Linked DNA regions of Homo sapiens: region 1 is linked to region 2. Evidence: chromatin loops called from intact Hi-C (ENCODE). Cell type or tissue: Calu3. All regions are shown on one strand. Links, peaks and the distances in the headings refer to the core of each region. The heading gives the core; the rest is flanking DNA.

Region 1 (6,097 bases), core at 2,098-6,097, 1.1 Mb before region 2:
TTTTTGTGTATGTACAATATCTTTTCAGAGTAACTGACACTGATGGGAGGTATAAATTGAAGTGTGTTGTGGAATATATACAGACTTTAATGAAAGAATCACTAGGGACACAGAAGTAGCAAAAATAAAATGTAGACCAGTAATATTCATATTTTTGTTTGTAGGGCATAAATTGGAATTGCAAAATAATAAATGAAGTTAGCTATTTGACTATGAAAGTCCAGATTTCTAGAAAAAAATCTGTGTGATACATTGAAAATTTTTTTCACCTAGTTTCACTTGTAATGAGTAATACAGAAAAGAAAAAGACTGGAAATTACCATTTTTTCATCAAGCATGTAGGCTAGCTACATGTTCTGAGTGGTTCACAGATTGAGGGCTTAAATGGTTCCCTACTTACTTACATTTTAGCAAATAGCTATTTCAGAAAATGTTTTAACTGCAAACTACCCCGGAAGTAACTTGTCTTAAGTTGTGTGTCCCTTCCTGAATTTGTTAAGGCATAAGTTTCTGCTTTGACTTTTAGGTTTGGTTTTTTGTGGGTAGACACAGGGACAAGAGACAGTGAGGGATGTGCCTTATGACTGATTGGGTGGGAAAAGCTGTACTCTGTTGTAGAGAGTTTCCCCATCCTCTGCTGCTGCCATTTTTGAATTGACTGGAAACCAGGAGGTCCCTTGTCCATGATTCACCTGGTGGCCTCAGCCAACTTTCAAAGTAAAAGTTTGCATTTCTTGAACTTTCTAAATTGGAGTTGTTATACAACCCAGGAAAGGGCAATACAGTAGGTAAAAGGATTTAGGTATTCACTGGAAAAAAATTTTAATCCATATTTAAGAAGCAATTGGTGCAAATCAAAACACAGATACACATGATTAGAATGAAAATGATTTCCGTATTTATGTTTGTCAGCAATATAGTTATTTACAAATAACCCATATGAAAATGTAAAAAAGCATATTACATCTTCACATGCCATCTGTATTGACTGAATAAAGCTTAGTGACATTATTTGCAAATCTGTAGTTAATTGTACATAGACATTTTGTGCGTTAAAAAGGAAATGTACATAATGTAAAATAAATTACATTACGCAATTTACAAAGTAATATTAACAAAAATTCTTAGACAGCTGCCTCCTTATTTAAACAAAATAAATATTCAGGTAGTTAAATTAACATAAAATACACATTTAGGGAATAATAATTTATAGAAAGACAGATTGCAAATTTTAATAAAGTTATATTTTACAATGATAGATACTGATCTCTTCAAATCTGTGTGATAGAAATGGAGAAAAAAAGTACCAGAAAAGGAATCTAAATGTTTACTTTCTAAAAATAAACACAAACAGATTTCTGAAAAATAGGGAAAAGTTTACTTGAGGGTTAAAAGTAGGTAATCTAGAAACTATGGCTTAAAAACAATAAATCTACAAAACACAACAAGACTGACAATTATATTCTAAATAATATAGAGATTTTTGATCACTGAAAACATGACTCCCACAAACTAAAGCTCTTCATATACTGCCCATTTTTAAGATCTGACTTGGTAGAAACACAGAAAAATAAAAATGCAAAATTAACTGTTTAGCATTAGTTTCATTCATTTAATAATGTAGACATAACCATTTTTCATTGTCCCTGCTAGATATAAAATTATTATAACACACTGCAAACCATCCTTTTTATAAATGGATAACTATTTGCTTGGCTCACACACCAGTTTCTGATACCTGAAATCCTGTCCTGCAGCCAGGGCCACCTGAGGGCAGGACCTGGGGAGACCCTTATTCCCAGAACAAGCAGATGTAGTTCTCACAACTAAACTAGTCCCAGGAAAGATCACATTCTGACAAGATTCCTCACAGATTTGCTCAAGGACTACTGTTTTTTCAACACCCTCAATCTTACAGTGGAAATAGAAGAAGAACCCACACTTGAATTTGGTAATATATTTATAAACAGGAGATCCCAGATCATTTGGGAATTGTGCTTCTCATGTACTATTGAGACCCACGTCAGCTTTAGAACAGGCTCTCCCTTCTGTATGGTACTGAAAAGTACAGTCCTCCCTCACTGTCTTGTGGTGTGGAATGTGAACAAAGACTCGAGATGGAGGCAGGAGGATATGGGATGGTCTAAAGCAAGTGTAGGCATGGACATTTTTACAGAAAAGGGCTTTTTTTTTTTTTTTTTTCCTGCATGCCTTCCACATTTTTCCTTTTCCCTTTATTCATTTCTTTGACCAGTGGATTTGGTGTAAATCAGGATGTTCACACTCTGAGTGAGTGACACTTTGATTCTAATAGGGAAGGAAATATAGGAATTCTTTTTTTTTTAATTAAAAAATTGGGCATGTTTAGTGGGAAGTAGGTAAGAATAGCTGTCAAGAGTAGAAAGAGACCAAGCAGAGAAAATCAGAAAGGGCCAAGGATACAGGTTGTTGGGGGAGGTAAATAAGTGTGTGAGAGGTCTATTCAATTTCTGTGAGAAGGAAGACGTGAATTTACCTTGAAATGCCCAGGAACTTAACAGGGGTCTGATTAAGCTACAATGACCACTGCCACCTACCTGAGGGTGGGGCAGGGAAAAATCAAACTCCTAATACTGTGGCCTAAAGACATGTACATTACGTAGGGGAAAATACTAACCCCATCTAAAAACAAACCTAGAGTAAAAGTCAACATGTTTCAGTGCTATCTTCACTCATTAAGCATTTTTTCCTTCTTTTGGATGTCTGTCTTAAGTACCTATGTATACAAAAGCCATTACTTTTTTTTTTTTTTTTACAATGCCTAGCAGAATGTCTTATATGTCAATAAATATTTGCCTTGTTAGAAGTAATTTGTGCTTTGTTATAAGTAATTAAAAACAAGCTTTTATGCACTCTTTTTAAATTCACTTAAGCTACACCGTAGTATCCTCAAAAAAGGCTTTGAAATTAAGATTACTGTCCACATATTGGATTAGTTATTGATGAATAAGCAAATCAGCCCCTTTCAAAAGAGATCAGTTAGTCCTATTCTACGTGGTTTCTAGTGAAATAGTCCAGCAAAATCATATAATACTGTGTCAAACTTTTTCTGCTCTTCTTTTTTTAAAAACCAAACAACAGACCTTCATTCTAGGGAACAGCAGTTCTACATCTTTTACCCCCTCGGTGAGGTAAAAGTGTCAATAGAGAAGTTACTACTATATTCCCCTCCCAAATTTTTAGAAGGAACAGTAAAAATAAGGTTTTGATGAAATTCCAATAAAATATTTAACTCATTATTGTCTCATGTCAGAAACAAAAATAAGGCCATTTTCATGTTATAAACATGAATATAATAACCTTCCCTTTGTCCAAAATAGCCAGATTGCTACGTTCTCCTCTTTCCACCTTTCTAACGAGGTTATCCAGTATTTATTTATCCTAACAAACAGTGACCTTCCAATATGTTCTCTAATATTAGGTCATGTTGAACCTAATTTCCTCTCTCTCATATATATGGGTGTGTGTGTGTGTGTGTGTATATATATATATGCATGCATATATGCTGTAAAATCTAATTAATTTATGAATAAAATGTATTTTTCATAACATTCTATAATTTTGATTTGCTAATTTAATTCTTATAGGTAGGATGATACTAATCTTTTCTGAATTAATGACATTTTACAATACCTTAAATATAGCTTTAGTAGGTATTCTATCCCACATTTCAAAATTAATAGGTGTTGCACACATTTCATAAGAGGGTTAGCTGAATTTTTCAAGTAACCACAATAGAGTCTTTCTTAACTATTTTGGACAAATGGAGTTTATTTTATTCAAAGAGATCAACTTTAGGATTATCTGGAAGACCCCTGATTATATATATTGACAATCACAGTTTTAAAGTAACAATATTATTTTTTCTTCCTCTTTAATAAAACAGATAAAATGGACTTTGTTTTTATGGTTTTCTTTGTTTAAATCCTTGCTTTAAAGTAAAATTTTCATCTTCCTGACTACCTGTTCTCTTTGAAATGATTTACATTTCCTAATATAGTGAATATTGAATGAGGAATTAGCGCTTACTGCATTTAGTTCTTATTGAAATACATACAAATATTTTCATTTTGGGGACAATGACATCCTAACCTGATGTCTTTTGTAATCTTTGCAAATACTCTAATGAACAGCAGGGGGAGTTCATACTCCAGTATGAAGGTAAAAATACCTTCTAATCCAAAACACTTTTACAGGAACACAGCTGTTTAAGATAAAATAGCATGTTAGTTATATTATTTTTCAAATATCCTGAAAAGCTAGTGTCCTCTCTCACAAAGGTTGTTGCAATAATGTTGCCTGAAAATGGTATTGCTTTTTAATGGCACCTTTTGAGTTTTCTTTTCATTTGCAAGAAGTCTGCTGAGTTAGTTAAATATTGTTCCACTGTGCCATTCCCAGGGCTACATCTGTAGAAAATACAGCTACTTCTGATACAGTGGGAAATGTAATGACTGTAAATTCTCACCTTTGAAAAATGAATGAAAACGAAAGATGACACCATGGAGAGCTAGCATTAAAAAACATCCAGACCAGGGGTCAGCAAAATATGACCTGCAAAGGTGGCCTACTGGCTGTTTTTGTAAGGGAAGTTATATAGGAAAACAGTTATGTTCATTCTTTTATTTACTAAGATTGCATTAGCAGAATGGCAAAGTTGAGAAGTTGCAACATAGACCTTGTGGAAAATATTTTCTATATAGTCCTTTACAGAAAAAGTTTGCCACTCTTGCTCTAGATATGCAATGAAGTCTTGGATAAGATATTTATTCTTCTCTTTTAAAATTTTAGTTTTGAAATCATACATTGAAGAGAGAGATTGCTTCAAATTTTGCCAGTGAGAAAGGCAAAAGACTATGGATTTTGAAATAACTGCCTGCAAGACAGACATTCAATCTGAAACTGGGAAATCAGAGAGAAAGAAAAATCAACATATAATTTTGATTTCCTTTAGTTACAAAGGTCATTGATACATTATTTATTTTCTCCATCTGCTCAAAATTAAAAAGACATCCAGTTCCTTTTTCTTTTTTTTTCTTAACAAAGATAACAAATATAAAAATCTAGTCATAAACAGCCTTCAAAGAACAATTACAAACCAACTAGAGGAATCCACCTTTTAGAGGGTTAAGGGGTTAGGGACTTCAACACTTAAATTACCGCCATGTTGTCAATTTCACAATGGCTGCAGTGATGAGGAAGTGTGTGTACAGCAGGTGTAATAGCTGATTTCATCTTGCTGCCATCCAAACTGAACTTTACTCTCTTCAGGATACAAGAACTTGCAAATGTCTTCATGCCACTCTTGGCACAGATGTCTTCATCCCACATGAAAAGAGGCAGTTTCTATGGCAATACTGGTTAAGCGCCTATCGTGCTGCACTAATATAGTGCAAAAATGTGCCTTCCATATAGCAAAAAAGATGCAGGCAACCAGTTTGAAAATCAGGGAAAGTAGAAACGTATTGTATTAACACAAGTAAATTAGTTTTCCAGACAATTACCACTATAAAATACTGAACTTGAGGACTCGTTCTTCTAAGACACTAGTACTTGTCCAGCATTCTTACTTTGGAGAGAGACAAGAAGTCTTAAAAAAGAGGCTTTGTCTCTGAAATGCAGGTCAATAAAATCTACCATCGACCACCAAGATGCTGAATTTATTCAGTGGATTTTCTGCTTAGCTTAGAGTTTATTTGTTATGCATTGTTAAAATTGCTTATTAGCAAGTACATAATCTGACATAATGTGTGTCATTCAACTGAGTACACATGTTAATTTGACCATAGTATTGTGGAGATCTTGGTAGAAACTCTTCATGCTAGGAAGTTTTATGGATTAACACTGCAGACGGTCTTGTATCAGGCATCCTAACTGGCCAATTCCACCATTATTTTTTAGAGATGAAAGTGGTTTTTCAGTCGGTAGATTTCAGAAAAGATGACATAAAACTTTCAGAATGCAGCATGTATTCAGCTAAATCTCCTATAATTCTCACGGTTGATGGTCTGTATATAAGTGGTACTGTCTTAAATATCTCCAGTGGCAGTATGATTTT
Region 2 (8,312 bases), core at 2,631-6,630:
GGTGGATAACTTGAGCCCAGGAGTTTGAAACCAGCCTGGGTCACATGGCAAAAAACCATCTCTACAAAAAACACAAAAACTAGCCAGACATGGTGGCACATGCCTGTAATCCCAGCTACTTGGGGACTGAGGTGAGAGAATTGCTTGATCCCAGGAGGTTGGAGTGAGCCGAGATTGTGCTATTGCACTCTAGCCTGGGCGGCAGAGCAAGACCCTGTCAAATAAGTAAGTAAATAAATCTATAAAATCCTTATTGGCTTTTGAAGATAAAGGATATGTAGTGTTTTAATTGTAAATAAATTGCTATTAAAGTAGATTAAAAGTTGCTGGGATGAGGAAAAAAACTAAATATGTGTAGGAATGTGTGCAATGATTTGCTAACAGATAAAATAAAATTTAGAATCTGTATTAGCAATTCCCTGACTATACTCTGAGGGAGAGGTTCTCAAAGTTGACCAGACATCAGAATCCCCTGGAAGGCTTGTGAAAACACTGATTGCTGGGCCCTACCTCCAAAATTTCTGACTCAGCAGGTTTGAGATAGGGCCTAAGGATTACCATTTCTTATGAGTTTCCAATGATACTCATGCTCTTGGTCTGGGGCCACACTTTGAGAACCGATTTAGTCACTGTACTACAGAGATTAAGAACCTGGCCTCAGGCCAAACTGGATGGGTTTGCCTCCTGACCCAGCTGCTTATTAGATGTATAATCTTGGGCAAGCTGTTAGACTATCTTTCTACATTTCTTCATCTGTAAAATGAGATAATAAAAGTAACTACTCCCAAAGATTGCTGTGAGATTTTGCTGGCAAGTATAAAATACCTAGAACAGTGCCTGGTCCACAGCAAAGATCAGTTAAGACCAAATATTGTTCTATGTCAAGAAAAATGTTCAATTGCCACTATCAGGAAGGCACGAAGATTATTTCTTAAACTTTCCTAGTGTTTGAAATTGGACAAATAAAACTGAAATTCTACATTAGTACTTGAGAAAAAGAGGTGCAGTCTACTTCAGTTTAGAATGGTAAATAGGGTTAGTATTGGATGAGTCATAAAAGAGAATAAATGAGCATTTTGGAATGCTGTAAAAGGCAACAGGCTAAATAAGGTAGTGAAACAGGAATTATAAACCACTGGAGGATGACAAATAGACTATAAGCATCTTAGGGTGGGAGTGGAGGAAGGGACCAAGAGGCTGAAAGGTGAGGTAAAAGTGAGGAGAGAAGGCAATATTGACCATTTTGCCTGGGTCCTTTGGAAAAGCTGCTGATGGTGGGATCCACACTGGTCTCAGCTGTGGTGCACTGTGGTGTACATGGTGCATGATGGATGCTTGACCTGGTAAGTAAATATGGAACAAGATAATTCCTTCTCTGAAGTATCACTCCCACTTAGTCAAGGGAGCATATTTTAATCTCTGTGACTTGAACATAGATAATTGAAGAAGGAGGTGTCTAACCATAATAAATTTAAGAGGCTCCTTAGAAAAAAGGGAGAGAAAAAACACAAATTAACAAGCAAGCTCTGAACATCAGAAGTGCTGACACAGACAACCTCAGACTTGACAAGCAGCCAAATTTATTATAGGCACAATATGATAGCATCGTACATTATTAGGTGTATTTTACTCATGCATAGCCCTACTTTGTAAACAAATCACTGTGAATTGACCTCTATTTCCCTACAGCAATAACTGATCATCTGTTTAGAAATACATATTCTAGAATTTATTGAGGTTCTGTGGTGCAATAAGCATGACTGTCCTAAAATGACATTGAGAGCTCACCTTTGGCTGCCTCATCACTGAGAAAATTAGAATTTGGGGCTGCTACCTCCTCCTAGTGGTAAGGCTGCTTTCAAACTCAACCTACCACTGAACTGTTAGCCCTTTCCCTTGAAAAAGAGGAATGCAACTTCACACAGGTCCCCAAAGTCACCAGGTACCGATAGACAACTTTTCCCAAACAACACCTCCACGCACAGTTGACATCCAAACTCAGTAAAGATGGTGCCCAGATAACCTGTTAGTCAGTCTGTTCTGCCCGTCTTCTCCCATTGATAAAATTGCTCTCAGGCTTGCTCTGTGGTAAAGGAGAATGTCAAGAGGAGGAATTCTTACCACCCAAAATGTTCACCCACCATGTGTCCAACAGAGTGTCCTGGGCCTGGTCATTCATCCGGGGGATATTAAAAGGATTAGACCACACAAACACACTCATTTTTTTTCCTCATCTTACGCTGTAAATTTGTTACTCATGAAAGTCTATTCCCTATCCCACACTGTGTGACATGTCAGATGGTGGCCACAAAGTGGCTGTTTTGCACAGCTCTTTCAAGGATTAAATTCAGGCATGTCTAATCTCCAATGTCCAGTCTTAAAGCACCTCACCTTCCCAATAGGTTTCCAAAGGGTGCCAGCTCATTTCCCACTGCCAGTCGTCTTATTGTGCTGATATGTAATTAATATGGCTTTATGAACCTGAATTTATGTAAATATGTTATTTTACTATCCTCTCACCTTTCTTAAGCTTCAATTCTTACCTAGTTGTGTTGGTTATTTCCAGTTTGGAAATCCCCTTTGAAAGAGAAAGAGACAAAATAGGAGTTAGACTGTTTAGCTACATTATGGCATTAGTTGATATTACTTATTTTTTCCAAGTAAAGAAAGTCTCTTGTTTTTATTTTCTTTTTCGGAACACTATTTAAAGCCTATTTTACTTCTTTTTTAACTTATAGAATATTTCAAGTTGCAATTATCTGTTCTATGAAAAAATTATTACCACAGTAAATTTTAAGTTATTCCATTTATACAAACATATGTAATTCAAATAACTTACTTAAAAGCGTTCATGTTCCTTAATGCCTAGAAATACAGAAATCAGAGTGTTGAGGTTTTCATTTGCCACAACTTGTTGCGTTCCCAAATTTGTGGAGCTGAGAAACTCAAAAAAAATTTTTTTTTTTTTTGAGACGGAGTCTCACTCTTTCGCCCAAGCCAGACTGCAGTGGCGTGATCTCGGCTCACTGCAAGCTCTGCCTCCCGGGTTCACGCCATTCTCTTGCCTCAGCCTCCAGAGTAGGTGCAACTACAGGTGCCCGCCACCACACCTGGCTAATTTTTTGTATTTTTAGTAGAGACGGGGTTTCACCGTGTTAGCCAGGATGGTCTCGATCTCCTGACCTCGTGATCCGCCGCCCTCGGCCTCCCAAAGTGCTGGGAATACAGGCGTGAGCCACCTCGTCTGGCTGAGAAACTCAAAATTTCTAACTCTAAATTTCTAATTTGGAAATTCAGAAATATACATTCAGAATTACCTACCTGAGAGGAGACTTTTGGATGGTTCTACATATAATTGAAGTCAGTTGGCCACAAAATAATGTTTACATATTAGAAAATTCCAAGAATGCATTCATGAGAGCATTAAAGAAAATTCCAGAATGTTGCTTATGCTGTTCGTCCATCCAAACTCCTTTCCCTTCTTCTCCCCTTTTATTAAGTACTCTACTGTCATCAAGGGTTAGTAATGATCTCAGATGCTCTAAGAAATCTTTGGAGACATTCTCAAGCTTCAGAGACCTTCCTCTCACTAATTTCTCATGAGAGTAACCGTCAGGACAAATCACTTGGCATTTAGCACCTTATCTCGTGATGTATTCTTATAGGTTTGTATCTTTTCTAGCCAATTACTTATAATTTACTTGAAATCTGGAGTCATAATCTATTTTTGTACCCTAAACAACTAATAACAGTGAACTAAACATAAGTAGGTATTTGTATATATGCTTTTGATAAAGAACCATATGTATCTCTATGCAAAAAACAATGAGGCATAAATCAGATAGCATAAAGATAGGTTAATTCTATTTCCAAAACTATAAGAGATTTAGTCAATTCAACTTTACTGCCGTTTTCATTAGAAATAAAAACACCTTAAAATTGAACATCAGGGAAAATAATACAGAAAAAATTTTGGCTTCTTAGTTTATAAACTAGGACAAAATTATAAGTAATTTACTGCCACCTGGTGGCAAACTTTCACTTTAAATAAAATGAACAGTTAAAAGAAAGACTCCAGCCATTGTGGATCTTTGTCTAGGAAATTTTATATTCCGTTAGAAAAATATTAGAAGAGAAGTTAATACCCAAGTCATAGGAGATTTTGGACCAAAGAAGAGTAAGTAACTAGCCCGAATCAAATAAACTGTAAAGAAAAAAATCAAAATTATTTATGGCGGGGGGAGGAGCCAAGATGGCCGAATAGGAACAGCTCCGGTCTACAGCTCCCAGCCTGAGCGACGCAGAAGACGGGTGATTTCTGCATTTCCATCTAAGGTACCGGGTTCATCTCACTAGAGAGTGCCAGACAGTGGGCACAGGTCAGTGAGTGCGCACACCGTGCGCGAGCAGAAGCAGGGCGAGGCATTGCCTCACTCGGGAAGCGCAAGGGGTCAGGGAGTTCCCTTTCCTAATCAAAGAAAGGGGTGACGGACGGCACCTGGAGAATCGGGAAAATCGGGTCACTCCCACTCGAATACTGCGCTTTTCCCACGGGCTTAAAAAACGGTGCACCATGAGATTATACCCTGCACCCGGCTCGGAGGGTCCTACCCCACGGAGTCTCGCTGATTGCTAGCACAGCAGTCTGAGATCAAACTGCAAGGCGGCAGCGAGGCTGGGGGAGGGGCGCCCACCATTGCCCAGGCTTGATTAGGTAAACAAAGCAGCTGGGAAGCTCGAACTGGGTGGAGCCCACCACAGCTCAAGGAGGCCTGCCTGCCTCTGTAGGCTCCACCTCTGGGGGCAGGGCACAGACAAACAAAAAGACAGCAGTAACCTCTGCAGACTTAAATGCCCCTGTCTGACAGCTTTGAAGAGAGCAGTGGTTCTCCCAGCACGCAGCTGGAGATCTGAGAACGGGCAGACTGCCTCCTCAAGTGGGTCCCTGACCCCTGACCCCTGAGCAGCCTAACTGGGAGGCACCCTCCAGCAGGGGCACACTGACACCTCACACTGCAGGGTACTCCAACAGACCTGCAGCTGAGGGTCCTGTCTGTTAGAAGGAAAACTAACAAACAGAAAGGACATCCACACCAAAAACCCATCTGTACATCACCATCATCAAAGACCAAAAGCAGATAAAACCACAAAGATGGGGAAAAAACAGAACAGAAAAACTGGAAACTCTAAAAAGCAGAGCGCCTCTCCTCCTCCAAAGGAACGCAGCTCCTCACCAGCAACGGAACAAAGCTGGATGGAGAATGACTTTGACGAGCTGAGAGAAGAAGGCTTCGGACGATCAAATTACTCTGAGCTACGGGTGGACATTCAAACCAAAGGCAAAGAAGTTGAAAACTTTGAAAAAAATTTAGAAGAATGTATAACTAGAATAACCAATACAGAGAAGTGCTTAAAGGAGCTGATGGAGCTGAAAACCAAGGCTCGAGAACTACGTGAAGAATGCAGAAGCCTCAGGAGCCGATGCGATCAACTGGAAGAAAGGGTATCAGCAATGGAAGATGAAATCAATGAAATGAAGGGAGAAGGAAAGTTTAGAGAAAAAAGAATAAAAAGAAACGAGCAAAGCCTCCAAGAAATATGGGACTATGTGAAAAGACCAAATCTACGTCTGATTGGTGTACCTGAAAGTGACCAGGAGAATGGAACCGAGTTGGAAAACACTCTGCAGGATATTATCCAGGAGAATTTCCCCAATCTAGCAAGGCAGGCCAACGTTCAGATTCAGGAAATACAGAGAACGCCGCAAAGATACTCCTCGAGAAGAGCAACTCCAAGACACATAATTGTCAGATTCACCAAAGTTGAAATGAAGGAAAAAATGTTAAGGGCAGCCAGAGAGAAAGGTCGGGTTACCCTCAAAGGGAAGCCCATCAGACTAACAGAGGATCTCTCGGCAGAAACCCTACAAGCCAGAAGAGAGTGGGGGCCAATATTCAACATTCTTAAAGAAAAGAATTTTCAACCCAGAATTTCATTTCCAGCCAAACTAAGCTTCATAAGTGAAGGAGAAATAAAACACTTTACAGACAAGCAAATGCTGAGAGATTTTGTCACCACCAGGCCTGCCCTAAAAGAGCTCCTGAAGGAAGCGCTAAACATGGAAAGGAACAACCGGTACCAGCCACTGCAAAATCATGCCAAAATGTAACAACCATAGAGACTAGGAAGAAACTGCATCAACTAACGAGCAAAATCACCAGCTAACATCATAATGACAGGATCAAATTCACACATAACACTATTAACTTTAAATGTAAATGGACTAAATGCTCCAATTAAAAGACACAGACTGGCAAATTGGATAAAGAGTCAAGACCCATCAGTGTGCTGTATTCAGCACACTCACGTGCAGAGACACACATAGGCTCAAAATAAAAGGATGGAGGAAGATCTACCAAGCAAATGGAAAACAAAAAAAGGCAGGGGTTGCAATCCTAGTCTCTGATAAAACAGACTTTAAACCAACAAAGATCAAAAGAGACAAAGAAGGCCATTACATAATGGTAAAGGGATCAATTCAACAAGAAGAGCTAACTATCCTAAATATATATGCACCCAATACAGGAGCACCCAGATTCATAAAGCAAGTCCTGAGTGACCTACAAAGAGACTTAGACTCCCACACATTAATAATGGGAGACTTTAACACCCCACTGTCAACATTAGACAGATCAAGGAAACAGAAAGTCAACAAGGATACCCAGGAATTGAACTCAGCTCTGCACCAAGTGGACCTAATAGACATCTACAGAACTCTCCACCCCAAATCAACAGAATATACATTTTCTTCAGCACCACACCACACCTATTCCAAAATTGACCACATACTTGGAAGTAAAGCTCTCCTCAACAAATGTAAAAGAACAGAAATTATAACAAACTATCTCTCAGACCACAGTGCAATCAAACTAGAACTCAGTATTAAGAATCTCACTCAAAACCGCTCATCTACATGGAAACTGAACAACCTGCTCCTGAATGACTACTGGGTACATAACGAAATGAAGGCAGAAATAAACATGTTCTTTGAAACCAACGAGAACAAAGACACAACATACCAGAATCTCTGGGACGCATTCAAAGCAGTGTGTAGAGGGAAATTTATAGCACTAAATGCCCACAAGAGAAAGCAGGAAAGATCCAAAATTGACACCCTAACATCACAATTAAAAGAACTAGAAAAGCAAGAGCAAACACATTCAAAAGCTAGCAGAAGGCAAGAAATAACTAAAATCAGGCAGAACTGAAGGAAATAGAGACACAAGAAACCCTTCAAAAAATTAATGAATCCAGGAGCTTGTTTTTTGAAATGATCAACAAAATTGATAGACCGCTAGCAAGACTAGTAAAGAAAAAAAGAGAGAAGAATCAAATAGACGCAATAAAAAATGATAAAGGGGATATAACCACCAATCCCACAGAAATACAAACTACCATCAGAGAATACTACAAACACCTCTACGCAAATAAACTAGAAAATCTAGAAGAAATGGATAAATTCCTTGACACATACACTCTCCCAAGACTAAACCAGGAAGAAGTTGAATCTCTGAATAGACCAATAACAGGATCTGAAATTGTGGCAATAATCAATAGCTTACCAACCAAAAAGAGTCCAGGACCAGATGGATTCACAGCCGAATTCTACCAGAGGTACAAGGAGGAATTGGTACAATTCCTTCTGAAACTATTCCAGTCAATAGAAAAAGAGGGAATCCTCCCCAACTCATTTTATGAGGCCAGCATCATTCTGATACCAAAGCCGGGCAGAGACACAACCAAAAAAGAGAATTTTAGACCAATAGCCTTGATGAACATTGATGCAAAAATCCTCAATAAAATACTGGCAAACTGAATCCAGCAGCACATCAAAAAGCTTATCCACCATGATCAAGTGGGCTTCATCCCTGGGATGCAAGGCTGGTTGAATATACGCAAATCAATAAATGTAATCCAGCATATAAACAGAGCCAAAGACAAAAACCACATGGTTATCTCAATAGATGCAGAAAAGGCCTTTGACAAAATTCAACAACACTTCATGCTAAAAACTCTCAATAAATTAGGTATTGATGGGACATATTTCAAAATAATAAGAGCTATCTATGACAAACCCACAGCCAATATCATACTGAATGGGCAAAAACTGGAAGCATTCCCTTTGAAAACTGGCACAAGACAGGGATGTCCTCTCTCACCACTCCTATTCAACATAGTGTTGGAAGTTCTGGCCAGGGCAATTAGGCAGGAGAAGGAAATAAAGGGTATTCAATTAGGAAAAGAGGAAATCA

Evidence for each region. A loop is a pair of places that touch in the nucleus more often than their neighbours do. Peaks named below come from ENCODE experiments on the same cell type or tissue, not always from the same donor. Only the 100,000 strongest peaks of a DNase experiment are listed, where the experiment ranks them.
Region 1: it touches region 2 in a loop (15-fold over the local background); 7 of 110 quality-filtered maps call a loop at or near these places.

Annotation. Positions count from the first base shown.
Region 1 is chr7:11,369,560-11,375,656 of GRCh38, forward strand. THSD7A (thrombospondin type 1 domain containing 7A) reads right to left here. Exons shown (of 28, transcript NM_015204.3): 28 at 806-6,097. Among named protein-coding and RNA genes, the nearest start is that of PHF14, 400 kb to the left of the region's middle. In Calu3, for the core only: a CTCF peak has its summit at 4,158 (motif pointing right); no DNase peak of the experiment used is centred there.
Region 2 is chr7:12,492,975-12,501,286 of GRCh38, forward strand. LOC105375156 (a long non-coding RNA gene) reads right to left here and starts at 3,537. Exons shown (of 8, transcript XR_001745093.2): 1 at 3,322-3,537; 2 at 2,840-2,865; 3 at 2,544-2,578; 4 at 1,240-1,340. It also overlaps a transcript of C7orf78 not described here. RefSeq lists a silencer at 469-763 and an enhancer at 3,948-4,576. In Calu3, for the core only: CTCF peaks have their summits at 4,194 and 4,398; a DNase peak (open chromatin) is centred at 4,017.